Linked DNA regions of Mus musculus: region 1 is linked to region 2. The links are chromatin loops, found by intact Hi-C in ENCODE. Cell type or tissue: left cerebral cortex. All regions are shown on one strand. Links, peaks and the distances in the headings refer to the core of each region. The heading gives the core; the rest is flanking DNA. Region 1 overlaps Tshr (thyroid stimulating hormone receptor). Region 2 holds the start of Gtf2a1 (general transcription factor II A, 1).

Region 1 (4,393 bases), core at 174-4,173, 160 kb after region 2:
TAGGCCATCTTCTGATACATATGCAGCTAGAGACATGAGCTCTGGAGGTACTGGTTAGTTCATATTGTTGTTCCACCTATAGGGTTACAGACCCCTTTAGCTCCTTGGGTACTTTCTCTAGCTCCTATATTGGGGGCCCTGTGTTCTATCCTATAGATGACTGTGTGCATCCACTTCTGTGTTTGCCAGACACTGGCATAGTCTCACTTGAGATAGCTATATCAGGGTCCTTTCAGCAAAATCTTGCTGGCATATGCAATAGTGTCTGGGTTTGGTGGCTGATTATGGGATGGATCCCTGGGTGGGCTAGTATCTGGATGGTGCATCCTTTCGTCTTAGCTCTAAACTTTGTCTCTGTAACTCCTTCCATGGGTGTTTTGTTCCCTAGCCTAAGGAGGAATGAAGTATCCACACTTTGGTCTTCGTTCTTCTTGATTTTCTTGTGCTTTGCAAATTGTATCTTGGGTATTCTAAGTTTCTGGGCTAATATCCACTTATCAGTGAGTGCATATCAAGTGACTTCTTTTGTGATTGGGTTACCTCACTAAGGATGATATCCTCCAGATACATGCATTTGCCCAAGAATTTCATAAATTCATTCTTTTTAATAGCTGAGTAGTACTTCATTGTGTAAATGTATCACACTTTCAGTATCCATTCCTTTGTTGAGGGAAATCTGGGTTCTTTCCAGCTTCTGGCTATTATAAATAAGGCTGCTATGAACATAGTGGAACATGTGTCCTTATTACCAGTTGGAACATCTTCTGGGTATATGCCCAGGAGAGGTATTGTTGGATCTTCCGGTAGCTGTTCTCATTTCTTAAAAACAAAGCAAAACAACAAACAAACAAACAAACAAACAAACAAAAAACCAAAACAACTCAGGGCTTAAATGGCTGTGTTGGGATTAAGGCGTTGGGGAGAAAGATGAGTCCCATCACCTATAGGTGACAAAGCAGACTCTGCCAATCACATCGCCCCTCCCCACCCCAGTCTCAGCTCTACTCTATACAGAAAGAGAAAACCTCATTTGATGTTGTGAGCTTTAGTTTCTCTCATCTTTAATAAAAGGATTTTTAAAAAAATGCTATGTGTAGGAGTGTTTACCTGCATGTGTGTCTGCGTACTCTGTGCATGTCTGATGACCTCAGAGGTGAGAAGAAGGTATCGGTTCCAGATGGCTGTAAACCACGTGTGGGTTCCAGAAACTGCACCTAGGCCCTCAGCAAGAGCAGCGAATGCCCCTAAACACTAAGCGATCTTTTCAGTCCCAAGCTAACTTTTAAAATTAGGAGCTAAAGAGGTAAAAAGGAGTTGGGAGAAGGGGAAGTTACTATTCGTGCTTACCTCACAGGACCTTTGGAAGTGGGGACAGTAACGGTTAAATGACATGTACAGTTCAAAATACCTACAAGATGGGGTTATTTTTCTTAACCGGTGAGAACCGGCTTTTGAGTCAGAAAGTTCTCTCTAGCTTGTGTCCTTGATTGAATTCTTCACCAAGCCCTCTATTTCTTCCTCTGTAGGTGGGAACAATGAAACCTACCAGTAAGGGCTGATGTGAGGATTAACTACACCACACACATAAACACACATACACATACATACACACACAGACACACATACATACACACATGTACATAATACACATACATACATATACTCACACATACATACACGGACACAGACACATACACACACAGACACAAAAGACACCCACACAGAAGCATGCACACATAAAAACACACATGCATACACACACACACAAATGCACAGAGAGAGTAAGAAAGCAAGAGCAAGCCAGGGAGCAAGTGAGCAAGAAAGACAGGGGAAGGGGAAGGAGAGGGGGAGGGGGAGGGGATGGGGGGAGAGAGATTAGTGACTGAGGCAGGAGCCAGGATTACTATCACTACTGCATCTTTACAGTGGAAGAAACAAACTGGGTAATTTAATAATTCGACACTCCACAAACCAGTGTTGTCTTAAACAGTTTTGGAGAGAGCTTATTTTCTTTTTCTCCCCATCTCATTAACCATCCATGGATCCATAGAATCAATTTATTTAGGGTTTCGAAAAACAAGAGCCACTGAGCTGTTAAGAGAAATTTGTACGAAAGAGACTTTCCGTTCTCAAAAGATCTTAGGCGAGAGACTAGTTTCCTACTGGTGTGCAGACAGAACCCAGGCTTTCCCCAGTAAGTCTCTTGTGGGGCTCTTTCTGGATGAGCACCCGGACAACAAACAGTGAGAGCGGAGGAGAGGAGCCGTCATCGGTGGACCGAAGCCAGCAAAGCTCATGAAGGCCTTGAGCCTGTGTCTACTGTGTATTCTTAATGTATAAAAACCACAAGGTGGGGCAGGCAAGCAAGCATGGTTAGGTCAGCAGACTGTCCATTGTTTCTGCTCTTTCTCTGGGTCATTCAGCTCCAGTTATCTGAAATCACGCTTGGCGAATAGGCAGCACAAAGAGTGCCTTAAGCAAAGCACTAAATAAGTCAATAAACCACCATCTAAAAGATCGGTCTTTTCTACCTCCAACTTGAACAGCACTTCTTCCTGCAGAGAGCAGACCTGAATTCACAGAGACTTCCTGGTGCACCCAGGAAGACACTGGGGGAGCTGAGGCGTCTTCTGGGGCTCCCTCTGCTGGTTAGTTGAAGGCTTCATTTGGCAGAGCAAAGCTCTGCGGGATGCTCTCCAAATTAACAAGATATGGTCAGAGAGAGGTAGAAAATTAACAGTGATAAATCCTGGGAGTCTAGGTCATCATGTAGCCCAATAATTCATTTAAAAGTGATTCAAATCTCAGAGGAAAGAGGTGGCTTATTGGTAAAGCAAAGGCTATCAGAATGCTCAAATAAGGCTTCTGGGTTTGTTGTTGGGGCCTTGGGATTTAATTGACATTTCACAGACAGGAACAAGAATTGTTGATTCAATTTCTGCTGATGTCTTTATTTAATTCGATCCTTTTAACAGAACACTATAACTTCTTGCATAGAATGTAGGTTATTTATAAGGGCACAAAAAGTATTTTTTTTTTAACTGATGGATATTAAAGGAGAATAGACTAGAATAGAATTCTCTATTTTTTAAATAAAGAATTTAGATCAAATCAAGCAGAACCAACAAGGAACTGAGTTTTGGGATCGTTTCCTTTTAAGACTTGCACAAAGCACATAGACATTCCAGGAAATCATGTTACTTTCTCTGCAGAACATCCTACACAGGGAAATGGAAATGGATAATGTCTGATTTATATATAGACTGCTTAGCCCGAGCGAGAAGGGTCCCAGTTATCTGGCTGTGTGGTATGGATGCGATGACATCCTTTGGAGAGCAGAGAGAAGGCAGAGCAGCAGCTCCCAGAGTGAATGAGGCTGCACCTTCAGGTTGGAAATGTTTGCGAGGTGGGTGAACTGGTTCTCACCCCAGTGTCTGTGGCGAGTTGTGAATAGTGCAGCCTAATTGCAATTTATGTAGGGATAGCCTTAGCCCCTGTAACAGTTACTTTTCTGTTACTGTGATAAGACAGCATAATCAAGGCAACCTGTAGAAGGTAAGGTTTATCTGGGGGTATGGTTCCAGAGGAGTAAGAAGAGTCTGTCGCCATTACCGTGGGGGAGGTTCAGCTGCAGGCAAGCCTGGCAGCTGGGGCATTCCAATGAGAGCTCCCATCATAAGGAGCAAGCAGGGGAAAGAACCGAAAATGGCTCATGGCTTGGAAGCCTCACACCATGTTCCCACTGATAGACGTCTTCCAGGAAAGCCATACTTTCTACCCCTCCTCAAACAGTTCCACCACCGAGGGGCCAAGTATTCAAATATCAGAGCCTGTGACGGACATTCTCATTCCAACCACCACACCCACTAAATAGCCATTCCTTGCCTACTGGGCAGACCCTAGCATCCTGTAACCAGTAGATACAAACCTTTTGGGATACATTAACAAAACCATAGGTTCTGCCAACCAAGAAACTACGAGTCATCAGCCAACACGGAAAGCTCATAGGATTTTTCCACTTTGCTGTAGCCACTTCGGTTTCCACAAAGGTTATCTGAAAAGCGCCTTGTTTCATGACCTTTCCCTCCTCTCCGTTATTATAAAAACACTCCATGAACGTGCTTTGACACCAGAACATGAATTTGGCTCTTAGGCTATTGTGCTATTTTGTTATGGTCCCACATTTATTTCCCCCCAAGTCCCAGGATTCCACATGTTGACATATTGTGCCCTTACGGACTTGTGGACTGGGTCACAAGTTAGAGCTGTGGGCTGTAACCATGCTGTCGCTGTGGGATGTAGCCTTGCGGTCTTCTTGGTGTCAGTTCACTTAGAGCAGGTCCCATACCATGTGCCATCTGCTACCTGTCTACAGGCACTCCTGTCAGTTTGC
Region 2 (4,393 bases), core at 175-4,174:
CGGCGGCGGCGGCGGCGGCGGCTCGCGCAGCTCGTTGGCTCGCTATATAAAGGGGAGAAGCAGGCGGACCGGACGGCTGGAGCTGCAGCCGGTGGCGGCAGCGGTGGCGCGGGGAGCGGTGACCGGTGTTGGTTTCCCTCCTCGGCGCCGAGTGGGGAGCGGGTGACGCCCCCTAACCCCCTAAGGGGTCGTGGCTAATTTTTTCCCCCATTTTTTCTTTTTTCTTTAGGCGATTCTCGAGGTTTTTAGCTGCGGGAGGAGTGCCCCCCTCCTCCTGCTCTCCCGCCTCTTACTCCTTCTGGATCGGTTTTGTTGAGAGATTTTTTTTTTTTTGCCCCACTCTTGGCGGGTGACTTGGGTCACCCTCCGGGTCTCAGTTGTTTTTTTTTTTTTTTCTTTTTTTTTTTTTTTTTAAATTTTTTTTTCCTTTCTTTCTATCTCGTTCCCTCTTGTTTGTGTTGTGTGTGGAAATGGCGAACTCGGCAAACACAAACACCGTGGTAAGGACGTGGTGCGGTGGCCGGCGGGGGCTGCGAAGGTTCCGGCGGCAGGCAACGGCTGGCTGGGACGGACGGACGGACGGGCGGGCGGGCGGGGGCGGGCCCGGGCGAGGCGGCGCTCCCGACCGGGTCCCCTCCGCCCTCCACCGCCGCCGCTGCCCGCCGCGGGCCTGGCCGGGCGGGGGGGACGCCGAGGACTGGCGGGAGGAGGGCGGCGGGGGCCGGGAGCGCCGCGGGGCGGGCCACGCAGGCCGTTGGGGCCCTGGCTTGCCGACCCCGGGGCGCGGACGGGCGGGCGATGGCCCCACGCGGGGACCCGGACCCGGCCAGTCCCCGAGCGAGCGGCTGCGGGTCGAGCCCCGCGTCTGGGGAAGCCTCTCGGATACCGCCGAGGCCGGGCGTGCCTTCGGGGGCTCTCCGGAGGTGGTGCTTTGGGAGAGCCTCCTTTGGGGCCGATTTTACTAATCCTCCGAAAGGAAAGAAAGAAAGAAAAAAAAAAAGACAAAAAAATTATGAAGGTTGGAAAGCACTTATCTCGGTTCCTCCCCAGTGGGTAAAATGGCGAAGGGGAAGCAAAACCCCCGCGGTATCTTCGACTAGCCTAAGCACCAGAACAAACAAAGCCTACATGAATGGCCCAAGAGTCCCCGCTTTCGCCTCGAGATTTGCCTACTTCTTCCCGTTGCTCCCTTTTTTAAAAAGGAGCAAAAAAAAATTTTTTTTTGGTTACTTGCGATCACGTAGGTTTGCAAAAAGCAGTCACATAAAAATAACCTTTTAAAAGAGTCACCAACGCAATGTGATCACTAGGCCACCCCATCTCTTGATTTCTTTTTATGACAATAAAGCACAATATTTGTTTTTTTGTTTGTTTATTTTTAAAAAAAATTTTTTTTTTTCATTTTGCCCGGTCCCAAACGCCGCAGAGCAGCCTGCGGCTGCCCGACACTATACCGTTGGCGACTCGGGTCGATCCATCATGGCTGCGGCCGCTTACCCTGCTTTTCAGTGCCTGCGCCTTGTGGTCCTCCTCCCTTTGGCTGCCCTGTTTATATAGAGCCATTGCCGCTCTCTAATATAGACTCTGCCAGGATGGGAAGGTGCTTTTCAGGCCTACGTCACCGCCTCTCCATTTAAACACCAGATCCGGCTTTAAATAGTGAGAGCTGCTGAGCGCGGGGCTGGGAGGTGCGTGCTCCCGAGGCGAGAGGAGCCGGCGTGCGGAGCTCATTTTATTTCTAGGCTCCTTTCACGCCGAGATTTCGCTCCGGAGCCGGGAGGCTGTTGTCACGGACCCGAGTGTTTTGCTGTGGCCGCTAGAGTGTACTGCCTTTGTTTGTAGTGGGAAGTAGGCCAGAATTGCAGCCTCGTTTTGTTCTTTCTCCCTTCCCTTTATAAGAGTTTCATTTTAAATCGTTTTAGATCAGATAAAATGATTTCCTCCCCCCCACCCGCCCCCTTGGAGGAGATACGGTCAACATTCTCGGCTTAAAAAAAAAATGCGTTGTACATTAAATGTTTCCGGAGGAGGACTTGAGTTTGGTGGTGTGTTCTTAATACCCAAGGCATGAAGCTTTTCAAAGAAATAGTGACTGACTCTCCCCTGTGAGATCTGTGCTCACAATCTATTGCTTGATGTGTGTGTAGAGGCACAGCCTAAACTGAGCTTTAAGAATTAAAGATTAAGTGGTGGTTTTAATTTTACCAGTGGCTAGCATGGTATCTAGTATAAAAATCCACCTAGGTGACCTAATATTGTGCCTAAAAATTAGCATCTTCTAAAAGGAACCTTTATTAATCACTTGCTAATGCTACATGCAGTCTCTAATTCGCCAGTTTCAGAGTTTGGAATACTGTTTTAAAAGGACAGATCTAAATGACCTTGTATGCCATAAAGACAAAAGCCTGCTGCAGTGAAGTTTAGAATTTAGCATTTCCCTTTTTCCTTCAACAACGGCGCTTCTGAATGGGTTAAGTTGTAGGCTGGTTGCTGAATGATTAATTACATAGTAGCAGAGAAGGGCATTGCCTGCTTCAAGTGTTGGACTCTCCAAGGAAAGGGTTTTAGGGTAACTGATTTCAGAAACATTAAAACATCTGGTTTGCTGGAAATTGATCCTACTAATTTAAAATTACATGGCCAGTATAGAGTTTAGTGGTGTAGCCTGAAGGTAGACCAGGACAGGGAAAAAAACCAAGGTAGCTTTTGTATAATCAAACGCTGATAAGACTGCTGGGTATGACCAGGAGACGACTTGTGAACAAAAAGTTCCCCAACATCTAAGACCTGGAAAGGCTGTGAGATGGGACAGGCGTTAAATCAAGCAGGGCTAGTAGGAACCAGGAGTGACCATGAACTGTTATTAATCATGATGGTAGACATTTTGGTCACCATCAAGGAAATTACTGGAATTTGTGTTGACTGTGCATAAAGAACTTTGGTTTATGAACTACTTTGCCCAGCCTTACAGTTTTCTGTCATTGTCAAATTTAGTTTACAGTGTCTCAGTATATTGATCAGGCTGGCCTGGAACTCTGATATCCTCCTGTCTTTGCCTCCAGAGTGATAAGCCTGGCTTAGGATTGTAGTATCTTTAATTAAAGTCACAATTTAAAATAAATTTTAGATAGTTGGCCAAATGGCTTGTATTTAATAATTATTTAATTATTTCTCAAAGCCTACTATAACATTTTGAAATCAGTCTTTTATTGAATCTTATTTTTCCTTTAAAGCCTAAATTGTATAGATCTGTGATTGAAGATGTTATTAATGACGTACGAGACATTTTTCTGGATGACGGAGTGGATGAACAAGTCCTGATGGAACTAAAAACTGTGAGTTTGTCTCTTTTTAAAAGAATAGTTCAGTAATAAAGAACTTTTCTATAGGATGAATGTTTGACTTTAAGGAGAGACAGTATAGTGCAGTGAAGGGTATTGATTTAAACCTCAACTGTCCCTTCTATACTTCCTCTAACTGGGTAGGTAGATAACTTATATTTCAGCTTTCTTCCCTATAAGATAGGAATTGGTAGTACAGACTCATGGGGTGGTTGTTCTTAGGATTAAGTGTACTAAGTATAGAGAATACCTATCAAAATGCCTAATAATAGTTTTACTTGTTCACATGTGGTATTTTATGGTCCAGTTGCTTGACATGTCAGTAATAGTATTTAATTTTTTGTATTCCTATATTTGTAATCTAAAATTTGTTTATGATGGAGCGATTGAACAAATGCTTGATAAAAGAATGTAAGTACTAGAGTAAAATCCTTTTATGTACACCAAATGCTCCTTTTACATATTAAACACTGAGCTAGTTTTTCTTCTTAGGTTTATGAATAAATACTTAGATTTTTAAAATGGCATTTGTGTGGGCACTGGAGACATGGCTCAGTGCTTAAGAGTCTGGCTGTTCTTCCAGAGGGACTGGGACCGGTTCACAGCACCCACGTGGTGGCTCACAATGGTCTGTAAGTACAGTCCCAGGAGACGCCCTCTTTTGGTCTCCAGACATTAGTCAGCACACGAGTGGTGCACAGACAGTCATGTAGGCTGTCTTAGTCAGGGTTTCTATTCCTGCACAAACATCATGACCAAGAAACAAGCTGGGGAGGAAAGGGTTTATTCAGCTTACAATTTCATACTGCTGTTTATCACCAAGGAAGTCAGGACTGGAACTCAAAACAGGGCAGGAAGCAGGAGCTGATGCAGAGGCCATGGAGGGATGTTTCTTACTGGCTTGCTTCCCCTGGCTTGCTCAGCCTGCTCTCTTATACAACCAAGACTACCAGCCCAGAGATGGTCCTACCTACAAGGGGCCTTTCCCCCTTGATCACTAATTGAGAAAATGCCTTACAGCTGGATCTCATGGAGGCACTTCCTCAACTGAA

Evidence for each region. A loop is a pair of places that touch in the nucleus more often than their neighbours do. Peaks named below come from ENCODE experiments on the same cell type or tissue, not always from the same donor. Only the 100,000 strongest peaks of a DNase experiment are listed, where the experiment ranks them.
Region 1: it touches region 2 in a loop (8-fold over the local background); 2 of 42 quality-filtered maps call a loop at or near these places.

What each region holds. Positions count from the first base shown.
Region 1 is chr12:91,421,556-91,425,948 of GRCm38, reverse strand. The region is part of intron 1 of Tshr (thyroid stimulating hormone receptor); the gene reads right to left. Among named protein-coding and RNA genes, the nearest start is that of Tshr, 23 kb to the right of the region's middle. In left cerebral cortex, for the core only: a CTCF peak has its summit at 2,646 (motif pointing left); a DNase peak (open chromatin) is centred at 2,625.
Region 2 is chr12:91,585,642-91,590,034 of GRCm38, reverse strand. Gtf2a1 (general transcription factor II A, 1) reads left to right here and starts at 386. Exons shown (of 9, transcript NM_031391.2): 1 at 386-500; 2 at 3,234-3,335. The coding sequence starts at 471. In left cerebral cortex, for the core only: a CTCF peak has its summit at 1,791; DNase peaks (open chromatin) are centred at 475, 918, 1,612 and 4,012; H3K4me3 peaks cover 2,576 bases; H3K27ac peaks cover 1,997 bases.